2 separate regions of the Homo sapiens genome follow, and region 2 is linked to region 1. A link is a loop called in an ENCODE intact Hi-C map of the cell type or tissue named here. Cell type or tissue: OCI-LY7. All regions are shown on one strand. Links, peaks and the distances in the headings refer to the core of each region. The heading gives the core; the rest is flanking DNA.

Region 1 (8,175 bases), core at 2,620-5,119:
ACAGCATCTCATCTGGAAAGTGGACAAAGTAATAACACCTAGCTGCTTGTGAGGCTTGAGGAAAATAAGTCTTTCCTGGCGCCCAGTATGGTCTCAGTAAATACTGAAACTGAAATTGAAGCAGATGAAGAACAGAGTGGCAGGTACAGGGCTGATACTATTTCTTTCTCTCACCTCAAAAATCTGGCATCAGGAACTTTCCACCACTACCCCTAGCCAACATTTTGCTCTTTAAGTAAGAAGTGAGGCCCTGCAACTCATACCTTGGTACATTGGAAATGTTTCTCTTACCCTTCCATCTTTCTGTGCCCACTCCTGAGCTGGCTCTCAATTGAAAATTCATTTAGCAGGAAACCTCTCTAAAATGCATGGTAAACATCGAAAAACATGCTAGCATAGTTTACCATTCTACCAAAAATAGCTTGGCACCCACATGCCAACACTTAGCAGAACCTTCCGAGTTTCTCTGACTTTAAACAGACCCTAGGCAACCAGATCCACTTACGCTTCCCAGAGTGTGTAGCATTTCATTAAAGTTTTACTACAGTCCCCTTCCTCTGCCATTGCTAATTAAAATGAACAAGGACAATGTGGAGAGCCATATTTTGCTATTCCTGGAAATATCTGCTGCTCCAGGGAGGGTGTAGGACATTGAATGGTCCCCTCACCCTAAAGGATATGGTCGCATCCTGGAACTCATGGATGGGTCCAGGATGTGATTGGGTGTGAGAAAAATGAAGCAAAAAAGGTCTTGGCAGATGTAAAAATAAAAGATCTTAAAATGAGATGATCCTGGATTACCTGGGTGGGCCCTAAATCCAATGACAAGTGTTTTTGTGTTTTTTGGGGTTTTTTGGTTTTGTTTTTTTTTTTTTAGACAGTGTTTCACTCTTGTTGCCCAAGCTGGAGTGCAATGTCGTGATCTTGGCTCACCGCAACCTCCGCCTCCAGGGTTCAAGCAATTCTCCTGCCTCAGCCTCCTGAATAGCTGGGATTAAAGGCATGTGCCACCACACCTGGCTAATTTTGTATTTTTAGTAGAGATGGGGTTTCTCCATGTTGGTCAGGCTGGTCTTGAAATCCTGACCTCAGGTGATCCACCCGCCTCGGCCTCCCAAAATGCTGGGATTAGAGGCGTGAGCCACCATGCCCAGCCATGACAAGTGTTTTTATAAGAGACAGAAAAGGGTCTGGTGCAGTGGCTCACGCATGTAATCTCAGCAGTTTGGAAGGCCAAGGTGGGAGGATCGCTTGAGACCAGCCCAGGCAACACGGTGAGACCCCATCTCTACAAAGAATTAGCCAGGCACAGTGGCACGCACCTGTGGCCCCAGATACTCAGAAAGCTGAGATGGGAGAATCGCTTGAGCTTCAGAGGTCGAAGCTGAGGTGAACAGTGTTCACACCACTGCACTCCAGCCTGGGCGACAGAGCGAGACCCAGTCTCAAAAACAGACAGACAGAAGAGGAGAAGGCCCAGAGGGGAAGTCCATGTGAACATGGAGGCAGAGGCTGAAGTGATGCAGCCACAGGCCAAGGAACAAAGAAGCCACCAGAAGCTGGAGAGGCCAGGGAGGATCGTCCACTAGAGGCATTGGAAGGAGTGTGGCCCCAACAACACCTTGATTTTGGAGTTCTGGCTCCAAAACTGTGAGAGAATCAATTTCTGGTATTTTAGGCCACCCAGTTTGTGGTCATTTGATTATGTGCAACATACAGAAAAATGTCTGGTAGGATACATTCCATGGCAGATTGCTGGTAGTTGCCCTGTCCATTTTTCCTTCCTTTTTGGTAACAAAAAACCGCCTTTTGCGGGGATGGTCATGTGCTCAGTGAAAGCTTCCCTTCCCCAGCATCTCTTGCAGCGAACTGTGGCCATAAGACTAAGTTTTGACGAAAGAAGTATAAACAAAGAAGCGTAAGAGACTTCTACAAAGTCTCTTTATGGGAGAGTGTTGTGGGTTAAATTGTCTCTCCCCAAAATTTATATATAAAAGTCCTAATCCCTCGTACCTCAGCATGTGACCTTATTTGGAATAGGGCACTCGCAAATGTAATTAGTTAAAATGAGGTCATGAGGGTGGGCCCTAATCCAATATAAATATGTCCTTATATAAAGGGGAAAATTGGACACAGAAACACACACACAGGGAGAATGCCATGTGACGACCGAGGCAGAGATTGGGGTGATGCTTCCACAAGGTAAGGAAACTCAAAGATTTCCAGCCAATCACGAGCAGCTAGGGGAGAGGCATGGGACGGAATTTTCCTTACAGTTCTCAGAAGGAACCAATCCTGCCTGATACATTGATGTTGGACTTCTAGCCTGCAGAATTGTGAGAATTGTGAGACAATAAGTAAATTTTTGTGGTATGAGCTGCTCAATTTGTGGTCCTTTGTCACAGCAGCCCTAGCAAACTAATACAGAGAGATACACCCTTCCACTTTTCCATCTTGCTACCTAGTCCTAATATAGATAAGAGGGATGGTTCTCCATTAGCCATTGTGCTACATGAGGATGGGGGCCACATTCACAGATGGTAGGGCAGGGAGCTAGAAGAAACTTGGGACCCTAAAAACTTCATGGAGGTGCCATATTAGCCCTGGACTGCCTATTCCTTGGCTTATCTTTCTGAAAAATAAATAAAATTAAAGCTTTTGTTATTATTATGTTTTTTGAAACATGTAGTTGAATATAATTTTTTTTTTTTGAGATGGAGTCTCGCTCTGTCACCCAGGCTGAAGTGCAGTGTGCAATCTCGGCTCACTGCAACCTCCACCTCCTAGGTTCAAGCAATTCTCCTGTCTCAGCCTCCCCAGTAGCTGGGATTACAGGCATGCGCCACCACGCCCGGCTATTTTGTATTTTTAGTGGAGACGCAGTTTCACCATATTGGTCAGGCTGGTCTCGAACTCCTGACCTCAGGTAATCCACCTACCTCGGCCTCCCAAAGTGCTGGGATTACAGGCGTGAGCCAGTGTGCCCGGCCAGTTGAATATAATCTTAACCAATACACACACAATTTTGATAAATGAGTTCTTTGGGGAGAGGACTGGGATTGGACTGTCATAGGTAGGAAATGTTTGCTTTACCTGTATGTTTCAAGTTTGATGTCAGGAATGTAGTCGTGTACTCTTTTGTAATTAAAAATAAATCTGTTTTATAATAAATAAAAGGAAAAAAGAGGGATGGGAACCTGTAGATTCAAGAAGACCTAAGAAATATATCAACTATAATGGATGATTGGATGCAGGAAAAAAACAAAAAGAAATATATCAACCAATTGCAATGTATGAGTCTTATTTGGATCTTGATTTAAACCCCAAATTTTTTAAATGTACAAGATAATCGGGGAAATTTTAATATTAATCAGATATTCTATATTAAGGAATTATTGTTTTTATGAATGCTAACAATATTGTAGTGATGTATTTAGAGTGTTCTTCTCTTTTAGACTCTAAAACATGGTTTTCGACCTTGTCACAATTGTTATTTTGAGCCATGTAGTTCTTTGTCGTGAGGCGCTGGCCTGTGCATTGCAGAATGTTTCGTAGCAGCCCTGTTTCTACCCTGTCTTCCAGTAGCTAGATGCTGGGTGCACACCCCCTCCCCCCAACGTTGTAAAAACAAAAAAAGGTCTCCACATATTGCCAAATGTCCCCTAGGGGGCAAAACTGTCCTGGGCTGAGAATAACAGCTCTAAAATTTAGAGATACTGACTGGACTATGTATGGGCGAAATGATTCGATGACTGGATTTTGCTTCAAAATAATCCAGGTGATGGGGAGGGAGGGCGGTGGGTAAAATGTTCCATGATGGAAAGTTTAACATACATTTAAAATTTTTTAAAGAGTCCATTCGGACTTCTCTTTACATCAATATGGGGAACTTAATATTCTTAAATAGTCTCTCACTATAAGACAGGAATATACTGGATAAAATGCAACAGATGTTCACCTCCTCGGTCCAAGATCTTGTCTCATGTCTTCCACAAGAGCATTAAAATCCAAGGATCTAAGTTCCAAGTATGACTGGGCAAGGCAAGCCCTCCCTCCCAACCCTCCCCGCCAGGCATTCTCGGTGCTGCACCCCGGGCATACTCAGCTAGGAGCTGCTCCTACGTCTTCTTCAGTTGCTTGGTAACCCTAACTCCTGAGATGTCCTCTCAGCTCTGCCCCCTGGGCCTCCTCCTTTCCCAGTCCCCAAGCTTAAGCTAGAGGGGGTGTGCTTGGAGCCAGATTCATTAGGGCCATGCCTTGCCCATCCCTGCGAGGGCCCAGACCATGAGCCTCCTCCTCACTGTTTGCAGCTGCTCTCTACAGAGCACTGAGCAGCCCACGCTTTCACCAGGCTCACACCTGCGCCCGTGTTCTCCACCAGCTGCTTCACTCCAGGCCGTGCTCGGGACAGCCGGGCCTTTCTAGGGCCCACGCGCCCCTGGGCGTCTCCGCTGAGACCGACTTTCACGCCCACCTGGTCTTCCCCAAGACATGGAGCCTTCAAAGGTTTCATCAGAATTCCCTCAGGATGTGGGTTTTGAGTTGTCATCCGAGCCCATCAGGGGCCAGAGTGTAGGTGGGCCCAGGGGCCTCTGAGCTGGAGGCTAATGGGGCTTGAAAGGCCTCTGAGCGGAGCCAGGAACCCGCCCTCTGGGGGCCTGGGAGCCGGGCTGCGCGCTCAGGTCCCAACACGAGGTCTGAGGCGCTCTCTGCTTGCTTCAGGGGCCGCAGAGGGAGGCTGACCATAGCTGCGACACCCCCTCAGTGCTGGACACCGGGCAGGAAGCCTCTCTTGCACCGACTAGACCAGAAGGGCAGACATTTTCCCGACAAGGAAGGGAAGCAAGATTGAGTAAGATAAGCCCGGTTATTTTTATGCAGACATTGTTCCAACCACAACGACTGTTTTCGAAGGTGGGTGGTATTTGTTTGGTGGAAGGATCTTTGAGGTAAGAGGCAGCAGGGTGCTTCAGCACCACCACTTCCTTTACTTTTCTGAGTGTTCCCTTATCAAGCCACCAGTTTGGGTTCTGCTCCATTTTTCTGTCTGGTAAAGAAGTAGAATGAGGTGAAATCTGGCTACCTACTTCCCCTGGGGGGACGGTCATGGCTGCTGGTGAGTTTCAAGTGATTTGAGAACTGTTGGTATACTTAAGTGAGGAGCTCTTTCCCTCCCCTTCATAGAAATGGAATAATGTGCAGGTTCCTAACGGGACTTAGGAGTCGGAGAGCCCTGGGTTCAAATCCCAGAGCCTCCATATTTTGGTTGTGTGAAAAAAAACAGTAGGCAAGGTAGTCAACATGTCTGTGCCTCACCTTCCCCATACATAAAGCCTACTTTTTCATAAGGTTGTTGTGTGGGTATTAAGTCTCAGTAGATGCCTACTTGAAATATTTGGGGGGACAGCTGTGGCCAGGCGCGGTGGCTTATGCCTGTAATCCCAGCACTTTGAGAGGCCGAGGCAGGAGGATCACCTGAGCCCAGGAGTTTGAGACCATCCTGGGCAACATGGTGAAACCCCATCTCTACGAAAAATACAAAAAATTAGCTGGGTGCAGTGATGTTTGCCTGTGGTTCCAGCTACTCTGAAGGCTGAGGAGGGAGGATCACTTGAGCCCAGAAGACAGAGGTTGCCGTGAGCGCCATGACACTCCAGCCTGGGCAACAGAGTCAGACCCCCATCTCAAAAAATAATAATAATAATAATAATGTGGCTGTGCCTATGATCACAGGCGTTATAAACAATAGCTGCAACGTATTGAAAGCCTGCTCTCAGAGATAAAGACTCTTTCCATCCCCAGGCCCTGTTGTCAAGCAACTAAGTAGATTCAGAGAAGGAAGAGAGCTGACTGGCAAAGAGGGAGCAATGGAGAGCCATTTAAGATGTTGGGGCAAGAAAGTCATTTAAATGATCAATTATAGGCACAACGTGACTAATACTATTTGAGGGCGGAGGCCTATTGAGTTCTTAGAGGTGTTTGGGGTTAGGGCTCACCAAAAATGGTGCTCCTAGCCTTTGATTGTGGACACTTGTTTTTGCCTGCCCACCATCCCTCCTCCATCCTGAATATGAAGTGTTCCTTTGGGAACCACCCATCTTCCACTCTCTGTCCATGTAGTTCAAGTGAGGTTGACCTCAGTCCCTGACTCCAGGGGTGGGTGTATGACCCAGGACCGACTAACTGCAGTCATAATAAGTGGTTGAGGAGTAATCCCTTTGTCCAGAGTGAGCCGATGAGAGTCAGCATTAGGACTTCTGCTGAAAGAGGCACCCTTTCTCCACTGGGGTTGCAAAGCTGAGGGGATGTAAGCCATCTTTACCACTGCATGAGTAGAGTCTGCTGGAGAGTAAGGACAACAGAGATAAAAAGCAAATCCAAGAGAAAGATAGATTTCTTGTTGCCCTTGCTGAGCACCTGGAGCTAGCCATTCCTGAAGATGTCAAATATCTATCTATGTGGGCTAACATATATCACCTTCTGAAAGATACTTGAACTGAGTTTCTGTTAGTGGCAACTAAAGGAGTTGTGACTAATTCATCTTTCTATTTATTTTTTATTTTGATGAAAAATTTTCAATTGTTACATTATGGCATAAAAACAGAACTCTGACGTGTTTGACAACATACTTTTGACAGTTTTATCTATTTCTGACAAGGACATGCTGGGAAGTTGTGGGAACATATCTCCTGTGTCCGTCCCCCTCCTTTCGAAGTATATTTTTATTCAGAGATACATAAATGTATGCTAATGATCTTATGATGATGATGATCAGAACTGTGCTCCAAGAAGATTATAGCAACCATGAGTAGGATTAGAGTAGGGAGAGACAAGGGGCAAAAATACCCCTCAGGAAGCCAATATAATAATTCAAATGGTAAGTAGGAAGGATTGTCTCAAGGTGGTAGCTGCAGAAATGGGAAAGAGAGAGGTGGGATCATTGTGGTTTGGCAACAAATTAAAGGGTAAATGAGTGAAAATAAAATGCTTTTATCTACAAGGCCCTACAGAAACTGATTTTCCCCCACCCCTGTTTTATCCCTGATTTATTTCTCATCATTCTTTCCCTGGCCTGGTCTGCCCAGCTACATTGGTCTTTGCATTTACTGTGCCCTCTGCTTGGGACACTCTTACTCCAGAGGTCCCTGGCTCATGTTTTCACTTCCTCAGACCTCTGCCTCACATCAAAAGGATTCCCTTCATTCCCCATCTATTATTGCATCCCCCACCCTAAGCATTCCTTGTATTTGCTTATTAATTTTTCCCCGGGCTGGGCAAAAATTAATTCTAGCACTTTGGTAGCTCCATGCAGGTGGGTCACCTGAACTCAGGAGTTCAAGTCCAGCCTTGAGGCCCAAAGGCAGAGACTGCAGTGAACTGAGATCACACCATCTATTCCAGCCTGGGTGACAGAACAAGAGCCTGTCTCAAAAAAGAAACTTTAAGGAAATATTTTTTTTTTCTTTTTTGAGCGGCGTGTCGCTTTTTTGCGCAGGCTGGAGTACGGTGGCGCGATCTCAGCTCGCTGCAATCTCCAGCTCCTGGGTTCAAGCAATTCTCCTGCCTCAGCCTCCCGAGTAGCTGGGATTACAGGTGTGTGCCACCACACCTGGCTAATTTTTGTATTTTTAATAGAGATGGGGTTTCACCATGTTGGCCAGGCTGGTCTCGAACTCCTGACCTCAAGTGATCCACCCGCCTCAGCCTCCCAAAGTGCTGGGATTATAGATGTGAGCCACTGCACTTGGCCATAAAAATTTTTGAAAAATAATGTTGCTCCACAGTACTTAACTCTCTCTCTGTCTCTCTCTCTCTCTCTCTCTCTCTCTCTCTCTCTCTCTCTATATATATATATATTTTTTTTTTTTTTTTTTCTGTCTCTCTTGACTAAAATGCAAGTTCCGTGAGGGCTCCATGACTCTTGCTCACTGCTGAGTCCCCAGCACCTAGGAACCTGGCACAGAGGAGGTATTCAATGAATATGAGTCAATATTACAAATCTTGAACAACTGAAACAATGCTGTGGCATTGACAAATGCGGAAATACAGGGAAGATGAGTGGGAGCAGGGTTGGTGGGGTGGAGGCGTGAGAGGGTGACTCATTTAGAACCCATGGGATTTGAGGTTAGCTGTGTAAATGACAATAAAGCCTGATGGTTGAAATGCTGGCCTGGT
Region 2 (8,175 bases), core at 2,698-5,197, 450 kb after region 1:
TCCCAGGTAAAATATTTACAAATTGAGTTTATTCTTTATTTTTAAAATGCTGAATGAGTTCTTTCTAAAAGTAGGTACATTGAAATGAATAGAGACAAGAACAATTTGTTAAAAGTTTTTTGTAAAGTATTTGGTTGCCCTGTGAAACAAAGAATCAGCAATGAGTGGTGTATTTGTTCACTATTTTATTGAACTCCTATAATATGCTGGACACAGCACAGAGCACTAGGAATACAAAGTCAAAATATAATGTGTGGCTCCTTATCTCAGGGAGTAACCAACAGGTAGACAATATACATGTAACACATATTACAGTAAATTTAGATACGTCTCCTGAAGGAGTTTATGTACCAGGTACAGTGAAGTCACAAAGAGAAGTATCTCCCTCAGTCAAGAGAAGGACTTCAGAAAAGAACACCAGATATTAGTTTATAACTGCAAGCTAGTCCTTTGTGGATGATATAAAAATAAATTTTTATAAAGTGGAAAAAAAAATTATTATTCCCAGTATCTGAAACCTCAAGGTAGAAGAATTCCTCCACTGACATACTTGAGGGCAAAAGACAAGAAGCATGTTTGTGCAAAAAGTTTCATGCTCATTATGAAAGGTGTACAATTTCCTTCTTCCATTATTTACTTTGTTTTGTTTGTGTGTGTTTTGTTTTGTTTTACACTTAGGTATCCTTTATGAAGCCATAGAGATAGGCCTGAGAGCTCTTTTGCATGTAGAGATGGGCCTGAGGAACTTAGGTACCTTTTTTTAAAAAAATAATGGTAGGGTTTCACTGTGTTGCCCAGGCTGGTCTCGAACTCTTGAGCTCAAGCAGTCTGCCTGCCTCAGCCTCCCAAAGTGCTGGGATTATAGGGATGAGCCACCGCACCCAGCCTTAGGTACCCTTTTGATTTGGTTCCAGAGAGGGCTCTTTTAGTTAGGAAGGCCATTAATGTTAGTGTTACTTCTTGGTAAATTGATCACTCCTTTGTTTCACTGAGCATCCAAATCATGCTGACAAAGTTAGTCTTTATTCAAGGATAAAACCTATGCTGGTTTTATCAGTTCCCCCCTTTCTTTCTCCCTCTAGCATTTCGTATTTCTTTGTTGTTGTTTCTGCTCCATGCCTGGGTATGCAGCTTCCCAAGAATCACATTAAAACTATTTCTGGTTGTTTTCTTTTCCGAACAAATGTGACATTTTCTTCATCTCCTTGATTTTGAGCTGAAGAAGGCAAACTGTCAAAAATAATGAGGCCAGATGGATTTGAACACTGAATAGCAGTCTGAAACAGTGCTCAGAGACTTTGCCTTTACAATCATTATTACAGAGGCAATGAGGGAAAGCTCCTTGGTGGCCATGAAATGAAGAGAAACTGAAACAGCTCTTAGGGGATTAGGGAAAGTCCCAGGCATAGGTAGCACTGACTTGTTCATGTATTTATTCACTCAGCATTGTGTGGAGTGCTAGATGCTGTGATGCAAAGAAAAATAAGTCATGGTCCTAACCTTTTTTGGAATACTGTTTGGAAGACAAACATGTAAACTGACTCCTGATGCTTCAGGGTTTCTATATAAGAACTATTATTCCTTCAGCAAATATTTATTCCTCCTCTATTATATTCCAGATTCTTTTCAAAAGACATCCTGTATGAATACTTTTAAACACACACTATCTCTAGCAAGACTACCAAAATATTACTTGGTGGACATCTATGGAATTTGCTTCCATAAATATTAGAATGGGCTTTCTATTACTGTTATTAGGTAAGAGTAGATGGTTCTTCAAGAAGGATGCAGGTTAAGGGAGACTGTTAGTTCTCACAAATTTTTAAAATATTCATCTCTTAACTTCTTTTTATTATTAACTTGTAATGTCAATGAAGAAGACATTTACAAAGTCTAACCCAAATCTGAATTATCAGAAATTCTAAATTAAAAATTTTAATGAGGTTTTATCACAGTATTTGTATTCTAAAGGAAAAGCTCAGTGACCAAATATGAAAGCAGTTTGAATAAACTCTTAAAAGTCACTCATTACAAAAGGAAAAAGGAGACTTCAATTTTCAGCTATTTCATGAATTGATAAAGGACATTTTGATGTGTGTATGTGTGTTTTATATGATATGCCAATAAAATTTAATATACAGGGCATTCCAGAATGGTTTCTGCCCCACTGATGGACTTCAAATATGTCTCATCAACTACAGTATTAAATGCCATAATTAAAGGTCTCCTTTCTGTGAGAAGCTCTTAGTCAAAGGAGAAAGTCTGCCTTCTGATAGGATACTGTGATATCTATGACCATCTATAAATTAATTTATTTTTTCAGGTACCCCAATTATGAATTTATTAGTGATAACTCTATTTCCTGGTCAGCTGGACTGCACAATCGATACACAGAAAATTCACTTCGTGGAGTGATCCTGGATATACATTTTCTCTCTCAGGCAGACTTCCTAGTGTGTACTTTTTCATCCCAGGTAAGTGTCAGTAGGGCATTTTAAAATAACCAATACTTTTTGGTTGTATAGGAGTCAGAAAAATTATTTGTGTGTCTATGTGTTGTTAATGTTCATTATTGTGACTCAGGTGCAATTTTTCTGATACTCAGTAATGATCCCTTTTGTGAAAGAATGGAAAGATCCCATAACATAGCCATTCACATGCACTAATATTTAGTTGTTTGCAAGTAATGGTTGACTACATCTCCACTGAAGCCAGTTACTGGAGTTGTTTAAAGTACTTGGCTTGTTCACAGCATTTAACAGAAACAACAAGTAATTAAGCTTACTTAATACTTTCTAATTTTGCATATAGTCAATATGTAACCAGAATCCATCCATTTCTACACATCATCGCACTGATACTGAGAGGCTTAAATGCCCTAAATTTTGCCTCAGTTGATTGCTTTATAGAAAAGAGAGTAAATGTAATTCCCTTTCAAGTTCTATTACATTTCTACCAAGTGAGAAACTGTATGTTAAATTTAAGCAATATAATATCACAATCTTTGTTTGAATTTAATTGTTGCAGATGATTATATTTTATGGGTTTGGTGTATGTGTTTTTATGAGGGTCCAGCCAGCTTTGTATGCCCTGTGGAATATCAGGATAACAATATTTATTGTGGATTTTATTCTGTTCTCTCGTTTATGCACATATTATTGGTTAGTTCATTCAACCAGCTGTTAAATGCACTCAAAATTATACTAGGTGCAGAGGAGATTTCAAAGGAGATTGAAGATACAGTTCTTGCCCTGGTCCAGAATCTAATAAGCAAAATACACACATGAAATAACTAGAGAATAATTACCAGAACATATAAATTGGTATAAGATAAATGTATGCTTAAATGCTGAGAAGAAGCGGAGAAAAGAAAATGTGAAAAAAAGGAAAGCCACATCATTTTTACAAGAGTATACTTCGGAGAGTAAAAGGAAATGGAGACTTTCTTATTATATGACAATACACATTGTCATGATGGGATGGCGATATGATTTTTGGAAAGATACCTTGCCAGGCAAAGGTTACAGATTCCTTTAATATGGAATAAGAATACAACTTACTACCCAAAGATAGCTGCACAGAACACGTAGCAGCAATCTTAATCAGAAGGGAAAATGTCTTCAAGTTCCCATGAAGGCATCCACTATTTATGTTTCTCCCTAATTGGGGTGTGGATCCTATCTTTAAGAAACTCATTTCCATTCTTATTGCAAGAAAGGGGCAAGGTTTATAACTACTTGGTTCCTTGCAACTGTTTTTGAGAGTCTGACTATGCATCTGCCTGATCAACAGGTACATGTAACTGGTAACAACCTCCAAACATTCTTGATGCTTATTGTTACAATGAGTGAATCAAGAGTCACTTCCCCAGCTATGCCACCTTCTCTGTAGGCCTGGATTTTAGGCCTGCCTGAAGTCAACTCCTCTAGTCCAGGTTTCTCAACCAAAGCACTATTTTAGACCAGAGAATTCTTTGTTGTGAGGAGCCGTATTCTGCATGTAGGATATTTAGCAGCATCCCTGGCCAGTAAGACCCTCACTTAAAATTGTGACAACCAAAGATGTCTCCAGACATTGCCAGATGCCAGATGCCCCTGTGGAGCAAAATTGCCCTGGTTGAGAACTACAGTTCTAGTCACAAGATTCTAAAGTTAAATAAACATACACATGTCTAAATGTTTACCAACCTCACATGTAGGTAGGCACTGAGACTTACAGGGTTGTACTCATGTTTTGCTTTTCTTCTCCCAATCCTCCTTAGTAATACCATTAGGCTTATTCTGGAATAGAAAGAAAATTTTTTGCTTTACTATTTTTTTTTTCCTTTTTGAAGTTGTACTTTAGAATTTTGGATCCTCATAACTCCAATTTTGACCTACAAATCAGGATCTCTGTCACTTCATGATGGTAGAATTCTGTCTAGGCTTGAGGAGAATATTGTTCTATTACTTTGTTTGGTTTTATGCATAATGTCAACTTCAGTGTATTCAGAACTTGGGTCCAGAGAAGCAATTCATATGAAGAAAGAGTGGTGCTGAGAAGACTTTCTGTATCCAAAGGAATAAGGCTCATACTTATATTTCACATTGTTCCTAAAAACTCCTGGCAGTCAAAGTTTGCCCAAAATAATTTCACTCATTTGAACCTAAGCAAAATTAAAACAGTATTTCATAACCCAAAATAGACTTGAATACCTCAAAATATTTTATGTTAGGATTCACAATAAAAGTTTAACAGTAGAAATACCTTACATTTATATAGTGAGTAGCAGTTTGCCTAATGTGATTACCTCCTTATCATGTACCTTATTTGATGACTAACCGCTGTAGCATTTGAAATTGTAGAGTAATTCCATATTCAGTGATAAATCTTTGAGCTTACTTGCACCTCATTATTTTTCTCAAATATTTTTAGTAAAGAAGTATTTAGTAAAGTTTAATGTTTTTGTAGTGTGAATGAAATTGTTTGCAGGATTATTATGTAGATTCCTTTACATAAACCAAAATTGGAATTGTTTGAAAATGCCCTAGAAATATCTTGCCATCATTGCCAATAGAGCGTGAGAAAAAGTCACTGATGGGATAAAATGCCAAACCATTGACCACTGATCACAGAACAAGAAAGAGGCAACCTGTGCTGTAGAGTCAGGATATCTGTATTTGCATCCAACTTTGACCAATTACTGGCTGTGTGTCCTTGAACAAATTGCTTAGCCTATTTCTTAACTGGTTTATTTTTCTACATGTGAAAAAATAATAGTACCTATAGTATAGAGTCTTTTTGAGGATTAAGGAGTTATGAAAAGTAAAGCACTGCGAATAGTACCTAGCAATACAGTGTTAAACACATTAGCTGCTATTATTATATATATGAATAGTTATAGGAATATCTCTGCCTGTTAGAGACACTCTATAGTATTTATTTTGCAGCTCTTTTTCACATGGCTTCATTTCAGACTGTATGCGCTCACATTTTAGAAGGAGCATGAAACGAGCTAGTCAAGGCCTCCATTAGCTCTGCTTGTGGTTACGGGTAATGCTTAGGGTCCGTAAAGAAGAGGAACTGTTAACATTCAGCATGTACAATTTCTCTGGGCCAATGTACCACCTCAACTTCATTTTGTTTAGCTTATTGAAAGAGAATATTGCCATATGATGCGATTTTTCAGAAACAAAAGTTCTTCATTCCCAAAAGGTGAGTGAAGACTTAGTATTTGAAGTAAATGTGTGTGTGTTGACTTTAGTGAAATTAATCTTCAGACTTTCCTATATATGTCATAAGCATTCTAGAAAATGGAGGAAGACTAAAGCCATACATCCAGAAGAGTGACAGAAGATAAACACTGAGAATAAGTTCAGCCCAGAATAAAAACATGGATAACCAACTCTCAACTTTCTTAGATGATAATTTCATGTGCCAAGAGATGTTAGGAAGTGATCCAAGTTTAATATCTCCTTCATAATTCTTTGACAATCTTTAAGTTTTATTCATGTAAACTTTCTGTCTCCTATACACTATCCTTTCAGGAATTTTATACCATATAACAATAGTGAGAAAGAGTTGACCTGTTGACCATGAGCTATTGTAGACAATACTGCAGGAATGAAATGCCATGCTAGAAGGAAAAATACAAGGCTAGATGTTTGGAAAACTGCAGGCAAAAATGTCATGGGACCTTAATCGGGATTTCTCATAAATTTTTAGACCTATCTCCCTCAGTCTCAGGACTTCTCATCTTTCTTGGTTTTATATCCATAAGTGAGGTCTGGGAATTCTCTCTTCTTCAATGAAAAGGTTTTAAAAGCCAACACTGTGGCTCTGCTCTCTAATTTTGTTACTATTATTGCTGTTAACTTTCATCAGATCTGTTTCTCAAAGCCAAGTTTGTCCTAAAAGCCTCATAAATTGAATAGCACAGTCCTCAGGATTTAATATGAAAATTGGAGGCAATATTAGCATTTTTTTCAAGTACGTCAAGTGAATTTTGAAAGCTATGCAACTACATTCTAAAACGTTCTACCAAATACATTAATCCTATTCTGTGTTACTGGAAATCGCCTATGTGCAAAGCATCTCCTTTGTCACCTATTTTCTTATTTGAATCTTAAATCTAAAGCAAAGAATTTATAGTTGGAGAATAACAGCAGTTGACAGCCCAGTTGTAGATAGGCACAGTATCAGAAAGGTTTTCTGAAAATATTGCTTATCAGGTTCTGGGATCAATTTTTATTTTTCTGAAATCTGACTTAAAAAATGGTTGCAGATGCTCACTTTAAAGACTAACATTGTTAAAGACATTGTTTAAAGAGCAGTTAATGTTACTCTGTAGTTTCAGCCATTAAAAGTTATCATAATACAAAATCCTTTTTTTCCCCCTATGACACCTCCCTTTATGGCAGTTATTACAATACTCTCATGAGCCTCTCTTGGTCTAATTCCAAATCCGCACGCAATTCTACTCCCCTTATTACACTTTGAATCAGATTTTGGAAGCCCAGAGGGCAAAACCAAAAACTACGTTAACTATTCCAGACAGATGGCTCTGGACAGGAATTTCCATTGAGATGTGGCTCATGAAACAACAGTGGATACCTGTTGAGAGTACCATGGAGGAAAGCACAGGGTGAAATCCCAAGGTGTGAACTCTGTGATTACTTCCCAGAGCAGAAGACAAGAAAAGTATTTGCATCCACAGAGGCTCTATCTAGCTTACAATGCTGAGTGCTGTACAGTGCAGCTGTTACTGCATTAATCCTTCTGGTGTTTCTCACAACAAAGAAAAGACCTGGGTCTTATTCTCTTATTGTATAGTAAAACAAAGCAGATTACAGGAAAAGTGCACAGATCTCTCAGCCACTTCCAACTTCTCACACTAGGATATCCTCCTGCCCCTATCTATCTATTTTGACAAAAATAAGATCCCATCTACTCTGAGAAAGCTTTGGAGGCTTATGTAAACTCAGGCTACTTCTAAGGGATGAAATTCAGACTAATGGATTCCTCCCCCTTTTTAAAATTTTTTTTAATACAGTCATATCTGTTTTATCCTTTGGCAGGATTTTTGCTGTTACCCATTACTGTGTGCTTTACGATGTACTAAAAATGATACAGTGCCATGTCAACACAGAATAAAGTTAAACATACTACATGTAGCCAACCACTGCTTTGCAAACCATGGACTGCTCTCAGTCATGCCACCTGTCAAGCATCAAACCTGAGTATGGACGTCAGCTGCAAGCCTTCATTTACCTGCCATGTGATTTGAACTTTTAAACCACGTGGTAGGTAAGGAAAGAAGAGAGGAAGCATAGAGTGACTAAATGCGAACATTAACACTATAGTAATCTTTTTAGCCTTTTGCAGTAAATTGTCCCATGGTTGATATAGACAGTTTTAAAATTACTTCCTCTTAATGTTATATATGGATCTTAAGGGTTAAATATCACCCATGGACTTGTGTCTCCATTACTGGGCTGGTATTATGCCTGGAGCAATATTCATTCAACAGATACTTATTGAGCACGTACTTTGTGGCAGGCATTGTTCTAGGTGTTTATCCTAAGGGAATATATACTCAAGAGCCTGAAAGAGTTCTGACTGTGGCTCTGCCATTAACTAGTTCCTTTTTGGATTTTTATTTTTATTTTTTGAAATTTACTTAATCTTTCTGTGGCT

The links. A loop is a pair of places that touch in the nucleus more often than their neighbours do. Peaks named below come from ENCODE experiments on the same cell type or tissue, not always from the same donor. Only the 100,000 strongest peaks of a DNase experiment are listed, where the experiment ranks them.
Region 2: a loop joins it to region 1, with 2.2 times the contacts of the local background. A loop is called at or near these places in 1 of 110 quality-filtered maps.

Annotation. Positions count from the first base shown.
Region 1 is chr14:65,282,992-65,291,166 of GRCh38, forward strand. No RefSeq gene overlaps it. Among named protein-coding and RNA genes, the nearest start is that of MIR4708, 48 kb to the right of the region's middle. RefSeq lists an enhancer at 4,403-4,642. In OCI-LY7, for the core only: CTCF peaks have their summits at 3,675 (motif pointing right), 3,883, 4,618 (motif pointing left) and 4,836; DNase peaks (open chromatin) are centred at 3,650, 4,370 and 4,950; H3K4me3 peaks cover 1,640 bases; H3K27ac peaks cover 2,046 bases.
Region 2 is chr14:65,730,908-65,739,082 of GRCh38, forward strand. It overlaps FUT8 (fucosyltransferase 8), which reads left to right. Exons shown (of 11, transcript NM_001371533.1): 10 at 2,324-2,474. Among named protein-coding and RNA genes, the nearest start is that of MIR625, 260 kb to the left of the region's middle. In OCI-LY7, for the core only: no CTCF peak of the experiment used is centred there; no DNase peak of the experiment used is centred there.